3 separate regions of the Homo sapiens genome follow, and regions 1 and 2 are each linked to region 3. The links are chromatin loops, found by intact Hi-C in ENCODE. Cell type or tissue: CD4-positive, alpha-beta T cell. All regions are shown on one strand. Links, peaks and the distances in the headings refer to the core of each region. The heading gives the core; the rest is flanking DNA.

Region 1 (6,337 bases), core at 1,544-4,043, 200 kb before region 3:
GCTTGCCCAGCACACACAGTGACCCGGGGGACGGGACGCCTGTTTGGCTTCAGAGCCCACTCTTGTTTCTCTCTAAGCTGCCTCCATAAGAAAGAATGTATATAGGGGATTTTCCTGGTTTGTAGAATCCTAGAAATGTAAAGCTGGAAATAAACCACACATTTGTCATCCAACTGCTTTATTTTCTACCTAGAAAGCGACAGAGTTGCAGGGAGGTTGAGCGTAGTGTCCAGGACACGCAGCTGGGTAGCCTCAGACGTCCTGAGGCTGCTGTTTCCTGCCCTGCTCCTTCACTGCGTGTGCTTTGTATATTTCTGGCCTGTTTACACTTGTTATGTTAAACTTGCCTATAGTAGTGTGTTAAATCTTGTTGAGTGTACAAATTCTTTATGTTGTGGGTTACCATCTATATGGATAACTCATGTGCAGTTTTTATGAGTATATAACTTACTGGATATCGTTTAAAAGGTGGTAGTGCCAAAAAAGATTCTTTTAAGGAGCCTTTTAACTACGATTTTTCCTGTCATCTTAAAGGCAAAAGAGCAAAAATATAAACAAGTCAACAATAGTTTATGTATTTGTTAATGATTATTTTATTTACGATGCTTTGAGAAAATACTGAGCAATTGTTACCTTTTTAAATGAAATTTTTAGTCGCTAAGAAATAGAAAAATAAGATCAGAACCAGGTCAAATACCTGTTGGACTTTGAAATTTATGAGCATCAAGTAGGAATAGAGATAGCTTTATCATGAACAAAAATGTATTAGTTTTCTTACATAATCCAGATTATGCATAGTAGAGGGGAAAATCAGATTACCACTATATTGTCTTACTGTTCACAATTTTTTCTAATATCATTCACTATTTTATCTAATTTAAACCTTCCCTATTCTTCTCCCTCTCCTTATTTCTATCTTGATGTTGGCAGGAAGCAAAGCTCTGCATATTCCTTTCCACAGCAGTGTGATCTTATCCCTGGTAGCTGTGAGAAGATCATGTCAGAATATGACTAAAAACTTCCTTTATTCTTAAATTTTAAAATACTGAGCCTGTGTTAATCATAATTAACATTCTTTACATTGCTTTTGAATCTAAAAAGCCTTTTTAAAGTGTTCTTAATATGCAGTTTTAAAAGAAATGGCGATAACATGTATCATTCTAAACAGAGTTTTGAAATGTAACTACTTATTTTTAGCTGCATACTGAAAGGAAACAAGAAACTTATTTGAAGAGCCCAGCACAAGTTGTCATGCTTTTGAACTGAGTCTAGAATTTCTAAAAGAACAACTTTATCTTGCTTTGTAAAACTTTTATAAACTCCTTTACTTTAATACCCGTTAATAAGATGATAGAAAAAGTCTTTTGTTATTAGGTTTTGCAAGGACACAGTCAACATTTTAAAGAGACGTATAATGTAAAAAGCCACTAAGCAAAGCTTATTGATTCCTCTTGCTGTACTCCTGGAGAAAGAACCCTTGTACGGAACTGTCTACACTCCTATTCAGTAATTTAAACATTAAAAGGAACACCGTCCCTAAAAGAGTATCTCTTTATTTTACTACTAACACCAAATCTGAGGGCTACGTGAGTGAAAGTGTTAGGAGAAAGCGTTGCAGAGGTGTTGGGAGGCAAAACAAGCCTATTTAGGGAGAACGCTGAAATGCATCATCCCCAGCAAGAAAGCATAGAATCACGTTCTTTGGGAAGAAAGACACAGTGTACTATTTGTTATATTTATCGTTCAGGTAATAAAAGAAGAAAGCCTTGTGTGAGAGAAAGAATCAGACTGCATTTTGGAATCTGAAATGAATCCCCTGTGCCAAGCTAAATGTAACTTGTTAGATTGTAGTTTTCTTCTCAGGATACTATTCTCATTTATGAGGAGGAGTGCTGGTGACTTCTTAATCTGAGTAAAGCTCTTCCTTCTAATTGACCTGCCACTTTCTCAGCACAGAGACACATCCTGTTTGCAACCTGTAGGTGGTCACAAGGGGGAGGAGATGGCAGCTCTCAGCCACCTCTGGGCAGCCTGAGTGTGGCCCGTCTGCAGATGCCTGGATATCCGGCTCCCCACAGCACCCAGTCCCTCCCCATCAGCTGGGAATGTCAGTGTTCTCAGCATTTTATTTGTTGCTAACATATTACAAAGTGGATTTGTTTCTCCTCTGATTGGCTGCTGATTGAGATACCTGAGTAACACACACTCACTACTGGAAGAATGGGCTGGAAGCATGGGTGCACCCCTGAGGGATTGAGGTCTGGCCCAAGGTCAGCCTGGAGCCATTGATGATGATTTACCACTGAACAAAAACCTCTAACCCAGAGACAAAGAATGGCATATGGCTTAACAACAGTTTTAAGACAATAAATTCATTTGGACATGCTTTTGGAGTTGATTTAATTGGATTTAGCTTGCTATATTTATATATTTTGTGAGGGCTGAGGGCCAAATCTTAAATAATATTTGACAGAAATTTTTCTATGGAAGTAAATGGTCTCTATGGATTTGGGTGTTTTATAGACAAAGACTTGATATATTTTAAGAATATTTAGAAACTAAGAAAAACACCGAACTATACTATATTTCCTAGAGAAATATTTTCTCAGTCGTGAGTGTGGACTTTAGAGGTGAGTGTTGTCACCAAATCTCTTCACAGTTCGGTTAGCCCTCATTTAGCTAGTTTTAGAAAGCGGTGCCATACTGCCATCTCGTGGCCATATTTCATATCAGAAAGGAATTAAAAAACATCTGAAATTTTAAAAGTATTTGCCCAGTATCTGCTGGCTCCCACCTGTGTCTAATATAATGACTCTGAACTAAGTAGAAAAACTCCTGTGAACTAAATATAAATATAAAGAAAAATGCTCATCAGGTAGATAGGATCACTGCAAATTGTCCTTATCTTTTTACAAAGAGCTGTTTTTAATAGTTTTATCATTTATATGAAAAAATTTTAAAGCTCTGCTGTTTATTTTTTTATTTTTTGTTTGCTTGTTTGTTTGTTTGGAGATGGCGTCTCACTCTGTCGCCCAGGCTGCAGTACAGTGGTGAGATCTCAGCTCATTGCAACCTCTGCCTCTCGGGTTCAAGCGATTCTCCTGCCTCAGCCGCCCGAGTAGCTGAGATTACAGGCTTGCACCAACACACTTGGCTAATTTTTGTATTTTTTTTTAGTAGCGACGGGGTTTCAGCACGTTGGCCAGGCTGGTCTTGAACTGCTGACCTCAGGTGATCCATCCACCTCAGCCTCCCAAAGTGCTGGGATTACAGGCAGGAGCCATCTCACCTAGCCAAGAAATTTGAATATATTTCATTGAGAATTAAATATTAAAGACTAATATTTGACAGGGCACAAGACTAATTGATAAAATTTTAGCCTTTAAAAAGTAATGATTTTAAAATATGCCAGCATTTCCCTTTGGCCTCAACCTTGGACTTGCTTTTTCAGGTACCTGTCTGACCTTCATGCGTCTGGTGACCCTGCTTGGCAATGCATTGGAGCCCAACACAAGTGGATCCTTCAGCTCATGCACAGTTGCAAAGAGGGCTACGTGAAAGATCTGAAAGGCAAGGATTTCTCTTCCAATGTGTTGTGTGATTCCTTCATGTCATTTTGATGCATTCTGGGAATGTTTAATGATGAAGGCACTGACTACCTAATTTACTTGGTATCTCTTATTATTGTCTTTTGCTTGTTTTGTGGTTTTTTTGGCCACTGGTTAGCATTGTACTAATGAAAAGGGACAACTCTTTTATCATGTCTGTTTTTGCGATTGGTGGACAGCGTTGACGTTTCGGGGCAGGCAGCGTGATGCCGAGGAGGTGACATTGGTCTTTGGTAACTATCAGTCTGCACATCGTCTCGTCAGGTGTATGTTGAGTCCTGCTCTGTGCCAGGCACTGCACCCATCGCTAGTAAGACATAGCTGCTGCCTCCCAGAGTTACCGCTAGAGGAAGGAAAAGCCACTAAACATGTAACTAACCAAATAAAATGCTGGGACATGTGATGAAAGAAAAAAAGAAAATCAAGATGTTCCAAAAGGGAGTAACTGAGGAGAATGCTTTAGATGGCTGGTGTGGGAATGTCTCAGAGAAGCCTCCGTATTAGAACTGGAAGGATAAAAGGTAGCTTACTAGCCATCTCAGCTTGAGAAAGGGACCACCTGTGTGGAGGCCCTGAGGGAAGCTGGGGGAGAGAAGTCAAAGGTCTATTTGTGTGCAGGTGTATTGGCTTTTGTTTGTATACTATCATTTGGAGAATATTGAGTATATTGAATGCCTGCTATGCTGCAGACACTGTTGGGTGCCAAAGTCACAGTAGTCAGGACAACAGACAAGGGCCTAGCTCATGCAAGCTCACAAAATAGTAGGGTAGACAGATAACCAGCCAGCTGTTAGAATATTGTGTGCTGTTTCATATGACTGGGGAAGTTCTGAGTGACATTGGAGTGCTTAGGAGTAGCCTCTGATCCAGGGTTTTGAGGTCAGGGGAGTGACATTCTGAGAGCTGAAGGGAGTGACATCTCTTTTGAGATCAGAAGGGTATCTGTACTTGACAGTTGAAATAGAGAAGGAAAGCATTTAAGACTTCCAGGAAGGGAGAATGTGCACAGGTTACAAGCACAAGAAGGCCTCTGAATCCTGTGTGGTTGGAGCTTAGATCGTGGAGGTGGAGTGAAGAGACGAACTTTCTTGGCTGCTGTGACAGGTTTGGACTTCACCCAGAGTGCGATGGGGAGTCGCTGACGGATTTTAAGCTGGGGTCAATGGATTGGGGGAAGACAAGCTCAGACTTACTTTTGAAAAGATGACGACTCTGGCCGCCCATAGTGGGTGGATGAGAGGGAGCAAGCCCAGAGCAGTGAAGCTGGTGAGGAGACAGGCACCCCACCTGATGTGGAGGTGGTGGGAATGTGAAGAAGAGCATGGACTCCAGGGCCGTTCAGGAATAGAACTGATAGGGCTGGATGATGGACAAATGAAGAGGAGGAAGGGATGAGCAGTGATTTCCAGATGGCTGACTGGCAGCTAGTTAGGGTGATGGTGCCACTGAGTTAGGGAACATAGGGGAGAAAAGTGATTCCGCCTCTTTGTTTGGACAGCTTGACTTGGGGTTGTCTGACATGTAAGTAGAGATGGAAGTAGTTGGATCTAGAGACTGAGAAATTTGAGCTTGGTGGGCATACAGGTGGTCCCTTGGAACTCGTGCATTTACCCAAGAAGACGAAAAAAGAAGCAAACTCAGGAAAGAGTCCTGACAAGTGATGTTTTAGGGGCTGGTAGAAGAAGAGAAGCCTTCAAAGGAAACGAAGAAGGGGTGGTCATGGCGGGAGGAAAACAGAAGGGAGTGGTCAGCAAAATCTCCAAGATGAAGCAGAAGATGAAAGAGAAATGTCCTTAGGATTGCTCTTACGCTGTTGGTGGTGACTCTGGCAAATGCAGGGCCTGAGACCTGAGCCCCTAACTGGATGACATGAAAAGGAGTAATGGCCCTCATCAGGTCCCTGGGAGGATCAGGAGCTGTAACAGGAGAGCAGTCTTGGTAGAGAAGGAAGTACAATGGAGAGGTCGCCGTTGTTTCTTTCTAGCATAGTTTTGTCATGAATTAGTTGGCTTGGATTTGAGTACTTTCCAGCTCTGATGCCATTTTTTTCTATGCTTGGTATTTAAGAAAACCCAGGTATCTCTGCTGAAGCCATGTCAACATCCCCATTAATGTCATTAATTATTTTATATTTTTAGCAAGTGAAAATGACAGCAAATGTTACACACAGTCTGCAGTCTTTGGGAATATTTAGAAAGCCTTACATATTTATTTCTCTGTTGATTCAACCAATAATTTTTGAGTCTACTCTGTTCGGCAGAGCTCTCAACCTTAAGGGCCCATCAGAGTCCACTGGGGATTTTTTTTTTTTTTTTCCAGACAGAGTCTCGCTTTGTCGCCCAGGCTGGAGTGCAGTGGCTCGATCTCAGCTCACTGCAAGCTCCGCCTCCCAGGTTCACACCATTCTCCTGCCTCAGCCTCCCAAGTAGCTGGGACTACAGGCGCCCGCTACCACGCCTAGCTAATTTTTTTGTATTTTTAGTAGAGACGGGGTTTCACCCCATCACGGTGTTAGCCAGGATGGTCTCGATCTCCTGACCTCGTGATCCACCCGCCTCGGCCTCCCAAAGTGCTGGGATTACAGGCGTGAGCTACCACGCGTCCACTGGGGCTTTTTAACAACCAGTTATCAATTCTTGGCCTTACCCCTTCCCTCCGTGCCAAGCACATTCTAATCTCTGTGGCTGGAGTCCAGGCAATTTCAAGCTCCCGGGCGATTCATGTGCAGC
Region 2 (6,337 bases), core at 1,544-4,043, 140 kb before region 3:
GACATGAGTATGTCTAGGACCATTCTAAAAATAACAGCAGAGTTGGTTGCTTCCATGTATGATGCATATAACCTAGAGTAGGGTAACCTCCTGCCCGTCAGTGGTGTGCCAGAGCACAGGCTTGGGGTGCACAGTCCATCAGTGAGCGAAACTTGTAAGTGTGTTGTCCAGGCAGTGTGCCAAGCAGCATATTCCAACAAATTGAAGAGAAAGAAAATGTAAGTCTAATTATGGAGACAGAGGCAGAAGCACAGCTCTTCTCAAGTCTATGTTTGTTGAATTTTATTTTAAGATCTCTGCCTTTTGGAATGTATCTTGCAGATGTTTTCACTGAATTTTACAAGAGACATTGCACAATTAGGTTATCTCTTGCATCCTGTAACTTAAATCATTCAAAGCTCAGGTCCAGCGTAGAATTTCTAGAGAATAAGAAAAATGCTACAAGAATGGAGATAAGGAGAAATTGTAATTTTTGTTTGATTTTCAAAAAATGGAAAACTGCAGACAGACCTCAAAGTTTAATGTAGCTCTCTGAGAAAATGGACCATTAAAATGTTTTCAGGTCCTTATAAAATAAGTTGTATGTTACATGTATATGTGAATTTATACATATATTCCTTATACATGCATTTATATACACACATTACTAGGTACCCATGTTTAGTAACGTAGTCAGCATTTATTGCATATATACCATGTGCAAGGCAGAGGGCTTTGCATAAATCACCTGATTTAATCTATATAACAGCACCTCAAGGAGTAAGCAGTATTTTTATTCTCATTTTATAGATGAAGCCACTGAGCACAAAGAAGTTAAGTGACTTGCTCAAGTTCATGTAGCTAGGAAATGGTGAGGTAGGGGTTCCGAGTTCAAATCCAGGCAGCCCTTAATTTTAGGCATTGTGCTGTGTTGCTAGACAATAAACAGCCTCCATTAGAAATCCACGAAGAGCCGGGCGCGGTGGCTCACTCCTGTAATCCCGGCATTTTGGGAGGCTGAGGCGGGCGGATCACCTGAGGTCGGGAGTTCAAGACCAGCCTGACCAAAATGGAGAAACCCCATCTCTACTAAAAATATAAAATTAACCGGGCACGGTGGTGCATTCCTGTCATCCCAGCTACTCGGAAGGTTGAGGCAGGAGAATCGCTTGAACCCAGGAGGCAGAGGTTGCCGTGAGCCGAGATTACGCCATTGCACTCCAGCCTGGGCAACAAGAGCGAAACTCTGTCTCAAAAAAAAAAAAAAAAAAAAAAAAATCCACAAAGAAAAAGGCAGATGTGCTGGTAGAATAGACACAAGTTCATGAAATTCACAAAATAACTAATATGGCCAATAAATATAAGAATAGGATAAAATTCATCAATTCTCAAAGAATGTAATTTAAAATACCATTAGGGTATCATTTTATTAAAACCCTCTGGATTGACAGATACTGTAAAGCTTGATAATACCTGCTTTTTGGCAAAGGTACAGAGAAAAAAACTATTCCGTCATCTTTCTAGGAGTGTAAATTGGCCCATCTATACACATACGTGTGTGTGCGTGTGTGTGTATGCACACATTTATATGTATAGAATTTACTTAGAAATTTTGTGTCTAAGAATTTGTCTTAAGGAAAGTTTTACAGAAGTAAGTAAAGAATTATGTACAGTGATGTTTATTGAAACATTTTTTAATATATGTAGAATCTGAAAAACTAAATGCCCATCAGTAGTGAATTGGTTAGATAATTTGTTATATATCTAAACAAATATTATACTTTCTTTATAATGGATGAGATGGATAGATGGATAAGTAAATGCATACCTATATGTGGGGGACTGTACATATATTGGTAGAAAATGTTGATTAAGGAGACATGCATTCATTCTTTCCTCATTTTTATTGAAAAAGACAATGTATCTATTTCATATGTACAATTTGACATGTATACACATATCTTGAAAGGGGATAAGAAGGAGCATGCTAGAAAACTTTAATTTTCTACTTTAAAATTTTGTTTTTAAAAATATTGGGGCAGAATAGATGTATTTTTATTTTAAAAAAAGAAATTTCTATATTTTAAAGAAATGAAAAACTTCATGGAGACAGCATACCCACAAAGAACAGGCACATGCAGTACTAACTTGTTTTCTTCTTGGACACACACTTGATTTGATAGAGAAATGGCATACATGGTGAATTTAGGTTTCTGCAAGTCATTTGACAGTTTTTCCTGATATTTTCAGGAGTCCTAGTTGCTGACTTATTGCCATCATGTCTTCATGTCAGTCTAGAGGAAAGCCTCTAGTCATTGCAAGAACACTCATTGAACAATGTTCAACATTTTATTAGACATTTGAAAATGGAATAAATTCCACTTTGGGTAAATTTGTGAAGAAAAACCTAGTAAAGTTAGCTTAGTAGTAGCACTATCTTACACTTAGAAAGTTTTTACAATGCCTTTATGTAAGCCTGTGATGGAACTATCCTAAAATTAATGATAAAATGTAGCATGCTTTCTTAATTAGAACTACCACAGAATAAAAAGTGCAAGCTTCAGAGGAATTTTGGTTTCAGTAATAGAGGAAGAACTTATCAGACTAACCGTTCCACAGTTAAAAATTGAACTCTGCACAGAATATAGAAACCCAGCTGTGAGAAGCACTGGAGAGCCGTCAAAAGCCGACAGACTGGAGGGGGCGCTTGAACCCTTGCAGGAGGGGAGCTTGCACCAGCCAGATCTGAGGGCCATCCACGACTGCAGCAGGTGCCCAGCACTCCTGCAGAAGGCACAGAGGGATGCAGCCAAAGAAACACTCGATGGAAACTTGAATCTAAAGGAAGGAATAAAAAGAATCAGAAATGGTTGATATGTGGGAAAATAGAAAAGACAAACTTTTTGGGTTTTGACTTTTGATTTTTTAAAAGATGATTAAATATAGAAAAATTTCTATATTTATTAAGTTGAATTCACAATCAAAGACCTTTCTTTGTGGAAAATTCCAAGTCCAAATGGTTTTACTGATAAGTTCTATGTAACATTTAAGGAATAAATAATACCAATTTTATACAAACTTTATCAGAAAATATAATAGGAAGCATATTCAATCTTATTTTATGAAACCTGCATAACCCCAAATCAAAAATGTGACAAGAACATTACAAGGAGAGAAAATTACAGACTAGCGTCCCTCATGAACGTTGGAACAAAAAATTGTAACAATTATTTTTAGCAGATCAAAGCACTATTGTCCATGCAGTGGAACACTAATTCATTATGACTAAGTAGGGCTTCTTTTTTTTAATGTTTGAAATTTTTGTTTTATTTATTTTTATTTTATTTCATTTTCCTTTAAGTTCTGGGACACATGTGCAGAGCGTGCAGGTTTCTTACATAGATACAGATGTGCCGTGGTGTTTGGTAGTCATGGGACGACCAGAGGCAGGAGCCATGCTGACCTCTTCACAAGATGACACCTCTACGTAATTACAGTCATTGCCGAGTCTGGTGGTTCTTCCCCATACGTAAATGTCCTAATGAATGACCGAATAAGGATTATAAGACATTTTTCTTTCCACTCAGCATATATTGCTCTTACTTTTCTATCAATAAAAAAATAAATCCATAAGCAGAGCTACCCCCTCTGTTTAACATAATCAAACTTCAAGTTCTCCTCCCTTTGCGGCTTTTTCAGTTTTGGTGGAAGCATCTAGATATATTGTAATGTCTTAGTTCAGCTCTGCACCCCACCCACACCTTCATACTACCCCAAACATCACCTTCAAATAATAACATTGTATTCACGTTATCAATTCAGCGGAAAATAGAGGTAGTTTTCCATTCCCCATTGTACATTTTTAAGAGGAATTTAGAAAGCTGCATTTTAATCATATGAGTTAGTGATATCACCAATAAGGTCATTTGAGGCCAGGGCTTCAGGGTTATAGTGAGCTATGATTGCACCACTGCACTCCAGCCTGGGCAACAGGGAGAGACCCTGTCTCAAAAAACAAACAATTTTTTTAAAAGAACTGATTATACTTTGGCACCTGCCAAAATAAACCATACATTCATTGCCCTGTTTAAACTTAGTCTAACTTGAATTCATAGATATGAAAATATACATGTTTGAAACAGCAAGAGTAGAATAAAGTGAAATTAATCTCTTAATCTGTATACTCAATGTCTACAAAATACTTCATGTACAGATAGAAAGTACATTTTTCATTCATAAAGTCAACAAATATTACCAAGTCTATACTATACAAAGCACTGTCCAAGTTTTCCAAGTTGTTCAAATAGCAGTTTCTGATTTCCAGGTTTAAAGCATAAATAGAGAAGCCGACAGTTCTGTGCGTAGGAGGTGGACGCACTGCGTTCTCACTTAACCAAGGTGGTAAGCACGAGTGTGCTCCCTCAGCATCTGGGGAGCCAGGGTACTGATCTCAAGAGTGTGCCCTGAATGTTCTCCATTTGAAGGACACCAAACTGGTAGCACTTGGACACACCCCCTTGGCCAGCAGAGGCTCTAAATGTCCCTTTCTGCATAGCGCCATCCCATCTCTGGTTTCTTTATCTTACCTATCAGATTTAGATTTTCAGATGTTACCTGTCAGAACAGATTTTTTTTTCCCTATCTGATCTCTTCCTCTCCAGTCTCACTCCCTCAAATCCTGCTGAAATATTCTTTCGAAGTTCATTTTTGTTCAGGTTTCTTCTTTCCTCACAGCCATTTCATGGCGCCTGGCCTTTGGAGGAAAACAGCTTTAGTACTGGTCATGTGCTGACCTGCTTAGCTCTGAAGCCTCATCTCTTCATACCAGCCGTTCCTGGTCATCTGTACTCAGTCTACACTGGGCCATTGCTAGTCCTCAAAGACCCAGCATTCCCTTTCCCAGATGCCCTCAAGCACACTGCTGCCTTCACTTGACCTTCCTTTCATCCCCTCAGACCTGGCTGAGGCCTGGAGACACCTTGCTGCACCATCATTTCACCTGAGCCCAGCCCAGCTCAATGCTCCCCCACACGCTGTCCTGCAGTCCGCATGGACCTGCCTGAGACCTGGAGACACCTTGCTGCACCATCATTTCACCTGAGCCCAGCCCAGTTCAATGCTTCCCACACACTGTCATGTCGTCCACGTGGGCCTGGCTGAGGCCTGGAGACACTTTGCTGTCCCCATCAGTTCACTTGAGCCCAGCCCAGTTCAGCGCTCCCCACACGCTGTCCTGCAGTCCGCATGGACCTGCCTGAGACCTAGAGACACCTTGCTGTCCCCATCATTTCACCTGAGCCCAGCCCAGCTCACAGTGCTCCCCACACGCTGTCCTGCAGTCCGCATGGGCCTGGCTGAGGCCTGGAGACACCTTGCTGTACCATCATTTCACCTGTGCCCAGCCCAGCTCAATGCTCCCCCACACGCTGTCCTGCAGTCCGCGTGGACCTGCCTGAGGCCTGGAGACACCTTGCTGTACCATCATTTCACCTAAGACCAGCCCAGCTCACAGTGCTCACCACACACTGTCCTGCTGGTCCACCTGTCTGGATGTGAACCCTCCTGCTTGTGTCTCCTCTCTGTATCCATGATTAGCCAGGCACCTGGCTTGGAGTAAGCATCCAGTAATAGATTTATTCAGTTATTAGTTGATTAGCTAATGCCTTGGTAAGGGTTACTCAAGCCATAGATGATAGGTGAAAATGAACATCAATAAAATACGAAATTTACCCTTGGGTTTTTTATATTAATAGTTATTTTCAACAGAAAGTCAAATTGAGTCAACTATTTTTTATTCAATAAATGTCAAAAAGAGAACTTTGGTTTATTAATTAGGATAAATAACCAAAAATAACATGGACACCCCATTTACAAAGAATTCGAGACCAGGCATGGTGGTTCACACCTGTAATCCCAGCACTTTGGGAGGCTGAGGTAGGTGAATCGCTTGAGCCCAGGAGTTAGAGACCAACCTGGGCAACATAGTGAGACCCCATCCCTACAAAAAAACACAAAAATTAGCTGGGCATGGTGGCACATACCTGTGGTCCCAGCTACTCAGGAGGCTGAGGTGGGAGGATCACGTGAGCCTGGGAGGTCAAGGCGTGGTGAGCCAAGATCCCATCACTGCACACCAGCCTGGGTGACAGACAGACCCTGTCTCAGGAAAAAAAAAAAAAAGAATTCAAATGCTATAAAATACTGTAACACCAAAGATCTCCTAAATGTAGTTCTACCTTTCTTCATTATTCTAAAGACACTTTGAGCCCCACAGAATTTTAAGGCTACCATCATGAACATCATATTCCTAGTGCTGTTTGTTGGGACACTTTTCAGAATCTGTTTTTGTCTCCGAGTG
Region 3 (6,337 bases), core at 1,308-3,807:
AGCCCAAACCAGCGCCTCCGGCTCAGCGCAGATGGGGTGGGAGTCGGAGCTCCAGGACGGGGCGCGCTCCCTTCCCGCTCCGAAGCCGGGGTACCCTGCGCTGCCCTGGAGGTCGAACCTCTGGTTCGCGCTCCGGGTCCTCTCTGGTATCAGCCTCACACCCCTCCTCCTGCCCGACTCCAGCCCTTACCTCGCCCTGGACTCGGAGCTGAGGGCAGCGGTGGGTCCCAAGATCGAGCGGTGAAACTGAGAGTGCGAGGTGGGAAAGAGGAACTTTATAGAACTCTCTGGGGCGGGGCCTGGGGCGGGGCGGGGCGCCGAGGCCTGTGGGGGCCGGGGGTTGGACTGGGGAGAGGGACTTTGCAAGCCGAGAGCCGGGGCCGGCCGGGCGGGCGAGCCTCAGGGCCGGCGTGAAGGCTGGGGGCTGCCGCGGCCGGGGTGGGGTTCCCGCGCCCTTGGCGACCCTCCGCGCGCCGCGCCCGGAGAGCGCACCTCCAGCCGGGCGCGCGCCGCTTCGGGGACTGTCACTGGGGCCGTTTCCCGCGAAGGGCGAGGTGCGAAATGCGAATCTCGCCTTTGCGCCAGGACCTCAGGAGGCCAGTCAATCACTAAACTGCAGCGATGTGGCCAGGGCGGGAAATGGGGGGCGTGTAGTAGCGGGAATCTGGTGCGAAGGGGACTTCGCTTTGCAGAGCGTGTAACGGAAGACGGAGGAATGGTCCAAAGAGAACTGGAGGTGGAGGTTGCGGGAGCACCCTCGGCAAGGCCATCACCGGGAACCCTGCCTCTCCGCGGTGTTTAGAGAACATCGCACTCACTAAAAAGAAAATAGGAAATGGCCCAGCTCCCTTGAGCTATTAAGCTTGATTCAAATACTGTCTCTGCGTGTCTGACATGCTTACATCCTTTTGCATCTATTAGGCTGGTGAATTGAAGTGACTCAGACAATGCCCCGGCCCCGAAGTTTTAATTATCTTAGCATGAAAGAGATGGGGGCGGGGAGAGGCTCCCTAAGGATCCAAGTGCTTAATCACTTCCAGACTTCAGTTCACCTTAAAATGATGTCGTTTTAACCTCAACCTGGAGGAAAGCAGTTTACCAGTGGGGTATAAAAGCCCAAAATAGGCCAGGCGCTGTGGCTCAAGCCTGTAATCCCAGCACTTTGGGAGGCCGAGGCGGTGGATCGCCTGAGGTCAGGAGTTCGAGACCAGCCTGGCCAACACGGTGAAACCCCATCTCTACTAAAAATACAAAAATTAGCCGGGCGTGGCCCCAGCTACTTGAGAGGACGAGCCACGAGAATCGCTTGAACCCGGGAGGCTGAAGTTGCAGTGAGCCGAGGTGGGCGACAGAGCAAGACTCCATCTCAAAATAAATAAATAAAAGCCCAAAATAGGAATAATACTTAAGTGGACCAGGGATTTTACATACTTTTCCAAGATGTCCTTAATCGCAAAATTAACCCCCTGAGCTTTCACCCGTTGAGCTTTCGATCGTCTGAGATGCTGAGTATGTGCATTTACTTCGCATTTTCAGGTAAACCATCAGATCTCTGGTTTCTATATGATTTTAGACCACCACCACCGTAGGTCAACCTGCAACTTTTGAAAAGCTTTTGATTTCACTTATTTCTCAGTTTTTGTTTTAATCTTATATATTGGGTCAATGTCTCCTAACCAAAGAAGAATCTATGTTTAGGCTAGAGCAAAACAGGTAGTGAGGTATGGATAGGTATGCTTTTCCTAAAACCAACAGACGTTCTCAGAAATTAACAGGATGCCATTTTTTATTTCACCCAAGTAAGTTTTCCATTACCAAAGTCTATGTAATAAACAACAGGGTTTTGTTCACAAAAAGTTCTGGTCACAACCTGTTTTTCTTCCTTTCCTTTCACAGATTTATTCACTTGACAAATGTATTTTGAGCACCTGCTACTTGTCAGGAACCGTCCTAGGCACTTGGAACACATCAGTGAACAAAGCAAAGATCGTTGCCTTCTTGTTGCATTATATTTTAATCAGTGTTACCTTTCCCTCAAACGTTCACAAACATACCAGAGAGGAGTTTGCTGAGGACAAAAAATGGCAAATGAGAGCTTTTTGCACTTTCGTATACGTGTCCTCTGCACCGGGTTTAGTCATTTTCAACATACCCTCCCCTCACTCATCCACATCCTCTGCTTTTAGTTCAGAACAACAGTCGTTGTGTGAAACTCTGAGCCTTCACACCACTACCTTGTTTTTAAATGTAATTGCTAATCTTCAACGCCATCTTCTGGTTTACTCATTTGCCATATTGATCCACTAGAAGTTATTTTTCTTAATGATGATGTGAATACAAGTAATAAAACATTTTAATCACTAAAACTCCGGATGGCCTCATTACCCGTCAGGGAGGCAGTGAACAGGTAGCAGCTGGCAGTGGTGACCAAGGACTTTTATATCTTAGTCACGATTGAAACAAAAAACGGCAAAGGTTCTCAAATTGAAAAGCTTCCCCACCAAACTCCCACCCCCTCCACACACTGAGACTTGAGAAAATCGGTATTCCTTAGTAAAAGGCTGGATATTTATCAGTAAATGACACAACTTGTTGACAAGCAGAAACTAATAGGAAACCAGTTCATTGAATGTGTACCCAAAACAAAGGCTGACCGTGATATTCCACGAGGAAGTTACTTATTTAGTGAATTATCCGTATGTTGAGGTTGTAGTCGGCACACCATCTGAATGGAGCATTTCCATTTTCAATTTCACATTTATCGTAAAGAGTCTGCAAGAAAAGCTGAATTTACCTCAATTCAGTATTTTAAAAGCCAATCTTTAAAATTATACATTCACATGCAAGTAAAATATTTCAGAAAAACCCATCCTACACACACAAACACACACACTAGATTCTTAAAATCTTGGATAACACTATTTTCCCACTAATTCACTCTTTAAAGGGGGGGGCTACAATTGGCTAAAAACAATGCAACTGTATCCATAAAGAAATATAAAGGGCAATCATTTTTAATTACCAGAAAAAATCAGGAAAATACTGAAAGTGCTATTTTCATGTAATTTATATAGAATATATGTCTCTTCTAATCCTCTTTGGTTATATGTGTTTGCAAATCTAATTACTGGCCATGACACATTGCATGGCCAAAAGGTAGTATCATTGGGGATTAAATAAGTGCTTGAGTTTTTAAGGCTGTGAGGCCTTGGGAGAGCCATTTAACCAAAGTCCTACTTCTGGGTGTACAAGGAGGGTGGGGGTGTCCCTGCCTCCCAGCAGTGTTTGTTGTGATGATGAAATGATGCTTTGCGCAATGCCTGGCACATCATCATGTTCAACAAATCAGGGCTATTATCATTTACTACGCACTTCAATACTTAGGGGTATCTCACGGACTTTCACTCATTTGGCCCCCAAACCAAACCTGGCAGGCAAGGAAGGCGGGATTCAGCCCAAGTGTAGGGAGAACGAAAGAGATTGTGAGAGGTCCAGATGGCTGGCCCAAGGACACAGCTCTGAGGAACTATTTTTTCTCCTTGTACACAGGGATTGGCTGCATTTGGCATGACTATTTCAGAATCAGCCTCTGAGTGCAGGCTGTCATAGGAGGGGGAGTTTCATCTCTGGTCAGGTCAGTGTGGGTAAGAAAGTCTTCCCTGGCCTCATCCTCCGCCCCTGTGAAGTGGAGGCCGGCGGCAAGTGACCACTGAATCCTCGTTTAACCCTAAGTAGGTGTTTTTTTCTTTCTGTTGCAACTTAGGATCATTAATGGCTGCCTCGTGGCCTTTTTGGTTATGGTAAATTCAGAGTAAGGAAAGCTGCATTTTATTTTTAAGCCATGGATCTAACCATTGACCTTCACTTTATTCTTCTTCACAAGGCTAAATTCTCTTTGAGGAAATGAGAGAAACCTGGTGCTGCCTCTTAGCCACTCTTCTCGAATGTTTAATCCTCTGGAAAAAAAAAATCTAACCTTCTAAGCTACTTATACCAGAGAGGAGTTGGGATGGAACACTCTGGAAATGAGATTATATTATAAATGCTCTCACTGCACACTCAGTTTAAAATAATTGAATGTTATTTGAAAAGTGATAAATTCTTTGGTAATAGAATACAGAGCATAAACCTGGATTTTTTCAAGTAGAGCTGTACACATTTTCCTAATTTAATTAGCAGAATGCCCTGAGTGCCTTCAATGAGAAAATTTGCAGAGCTTCGACAGTAAGCATTCCCAGGGCACAGGGCGTTCAGGACCAGCTTGTGATCTCTTTGAGGGCAGAGTTAGTAAGCGGGGCTTTTTCCTACATGCAGAGAAGAACCCGCTTTCAGGCTTGTAGGAAATGAGACTTGTGATTGTAATCGATGACGTAATGAGAAGCCAAGGATACGAGGTGATGTCTCCTTTCCCTGTTTATAAACAGCTCTTCCCTTTTCGCCTGCTCTTCTTGCCAGCATTCTAAGAAGAGTCCTGGCAACACTTCCCACCTCTCTGACGTGTCATGCTCTCTACAGAAACAGTGACGTGGCTTTACACAGGGCCAGTTGACACTGCCAACTCCTTAACCAAGCCAATGAAAACGCAAATGGTTTGCAATACCTTTGGGCAATTTTCTGAAAACTGAAGCAAGAGGTGAAAGGCAAACGGCTTTGTCTAATTCCACCCATTTGTAACAGCGCCTAATGTTGGGTTATTCTAAAGTTCATCAACGGCTCTTTCAGCGAAATTTTGTGAAACAGCATACCGTCACTTGTCACACATAAGACTCTAGGCATGCTGGATAGAGGAGTGTATCTTTCTAGAAAGGTTAGGTTATGCTGTGGTAACGAGACCCCCTGAGATTCTGGGGGGGGGGTTACTTCTTGTTCAAATGAGATATCCATGGCAAAGCCACGGGGATCCGGAACATTCCTGGCCACCTGATGGAGAGAAGGGTACGGGAGAAGCATGTGCTGGCTCTGTTAGTTCCTGCCCGGCAGCGAGTTACATGGCTTTGGCTCATATTCCCCCGTAATAAGGTAAGAACTACAGTAAAGGAGGAATTATCTGGCCATAGTGTGGGTACCGCCCGAGAGAGAACAATGGCCAGGAGGCCGGGGAGGCCTCGGGGTGAGGTAGAGAGCTCTCAGACGGGCAGGTGCATGGGTGGCAGAGGAGGGAAGGACAAGCAGTTATGGGGCTGAGTAGACGTGCTCGGCAGGGGGTGGGGCGGTCGGGGAGTCAGGGGTTGCTGGAGGGTTTCCAGGATGGGGAATGACACAGGAGTCCCCTGTATCCACCGTTTCCCTTTCCACAGTTTCAGTTACCTGAGGGCAACCTCAGTCTGAAAATAAGAAATGGAAAATTCCAGAAATCAACACTTTGTGTTTGAAGTTGCATGCCATTCTTTGCAGGGTGGTGACATCGCGCAGGGTCCCGCTTCATCCCTTCTGGGATGTGAACCACTGCTTTGTCCAGCAGACCCCACTGTATATGCTGCTGGCCCATCAGCCATGTGGCAGCCATCAGGCCATTAGAGGGCAAGTGCCATGCAGTGAGATGTTGGAGAGAGCAACAACATCCACAGCTTTCATTACAGCGTATGGTCATCATTGCTTGGTGTTATTATTAGTGTTGTTAATCTCTCACTGTGCCTAATTTATAAGTTACACTTTATCCTAGCTATGTACGTACAGAAAAAAACATAGTCTATAAGGGGCTCAGTACTGTCTTCTATTTCAGGCATCTGCTAGGGGTTTTGGAACATATCTATCCCCTGAGAATAAGGGGGGACTACTATTACCAAGAACCCTGATAAAGAAGTGAGGAGGAGGAACACGATTACCGGGGAGACAGGCGAAGTTAGAGATGCTGTCTCACCATCCATGCTGAGTTATTTATCCAGCAGGCATTGGGAAACACAGAGTTTCTTTCAATCACCTTTGAACCGTGACATCTAGAAGTAGTGAGTGGCTCATAGTAATATGCTATAAACATGACTGTGTCTTGCCTCTTGGGTCATGCTTTTGTTGACAGTGATCCTAGTCCTCCTTCAGCCTTTAACAGGGACGGTGGCAGACTCTGAGATGGAGGTCAGCATGTATGATTAGGGAGCATGCTTGGTTGGAGTCAAGGGGAAGGGAGCAGAACTGGGCCGAGAGGTGCCCGTGATGCAACGCCAAGCCAAATGGACTCCAGTCAATGCTGCAGAAAGCTCTGGAGCTAGGACGAGCCTGTTCCAGCGTGGAGTGAAGGGATAGGGCCCCCGCAGCCCTGACTGAGCTAGCATTGGGTGCCAGCTGCCTCTAGAGGAGACGTGACCTGGGAAGTTCGTTTTCTCCAGCTGGAGCCATCGCC

What was found. Hi-C counts contacts between places; a loop is a spot of excess contacts. Peaks named below come from ENCODE experiments on the same cell type or tissue, not always from the same donor. Only the 100,000 strongest peaks of a DNase experiment are listed, where the experiment ranks them.
Region 1: a loop joins it to region 3, with 2.4 times the contacts of the local background. A loop is called at or near these places in 5 of 110 quality-filtered maps.
Region 2: a loop joins it to region 3, with 4 times the contacts of the local background. A loop is called at or near these places in 8 of 110 quality-filtered maps.

Annotation. Positions count from the first base shown.
Region 1 is chr6:589,702-596,038 of GRCh38, reverse strand. It overlaps EXOC2 (exocyst complex component 2), which reads left to right. Exons shown (of 28, transcript NM_018303.6): 11 at 3,452-3,570. Among named protein-coding and RNA genes, the nearest start is that of HUS1B, 64 kb to the left of the region's middle. In CD4-positive, alpha-beta T cell, for the core only: CTCF peaks have their summits at 2,550 and 2,750 (motif pointing left); a DNase peak (open chromatin) is centred at 2,688.
Region 2 is chr6:521,353-527,689 of GRCh38, reverse strand. The region is part of intron 23 of EXOC2 (exocyst complex component 2); the gene reads left to right. Among named protein-coding and RNA genes, the nearest start is that of HUS1B, 130 kb to the left of the region's middle. In CD4-positive, alpha-beta T cell, for the core only: a CTCF peak has its summit at 2,690 (motif pointing right); a DNase peak (open chromatin) is centred at 2,699.
Region 3 is chr6:385,663-391,999 of GRCh38, reverse strand. IRF4 (interferon regulatory factor 4) reads right to left here and starts at 248. Exons shown (of 9, transcript NM_002460.4): 1 at 191-248. RefSeq lists a silencer at 172-561 and an enhancer at 2,229-2,278. In CD4-positive, alpha-beta T cell, for the core only: a CTCF peak has its summit at 2,303 (motif pointing left); DNase peaks (open chromatin) are centred at 2,209 and 3,289; H3K4me3 peaks cover 523 bases.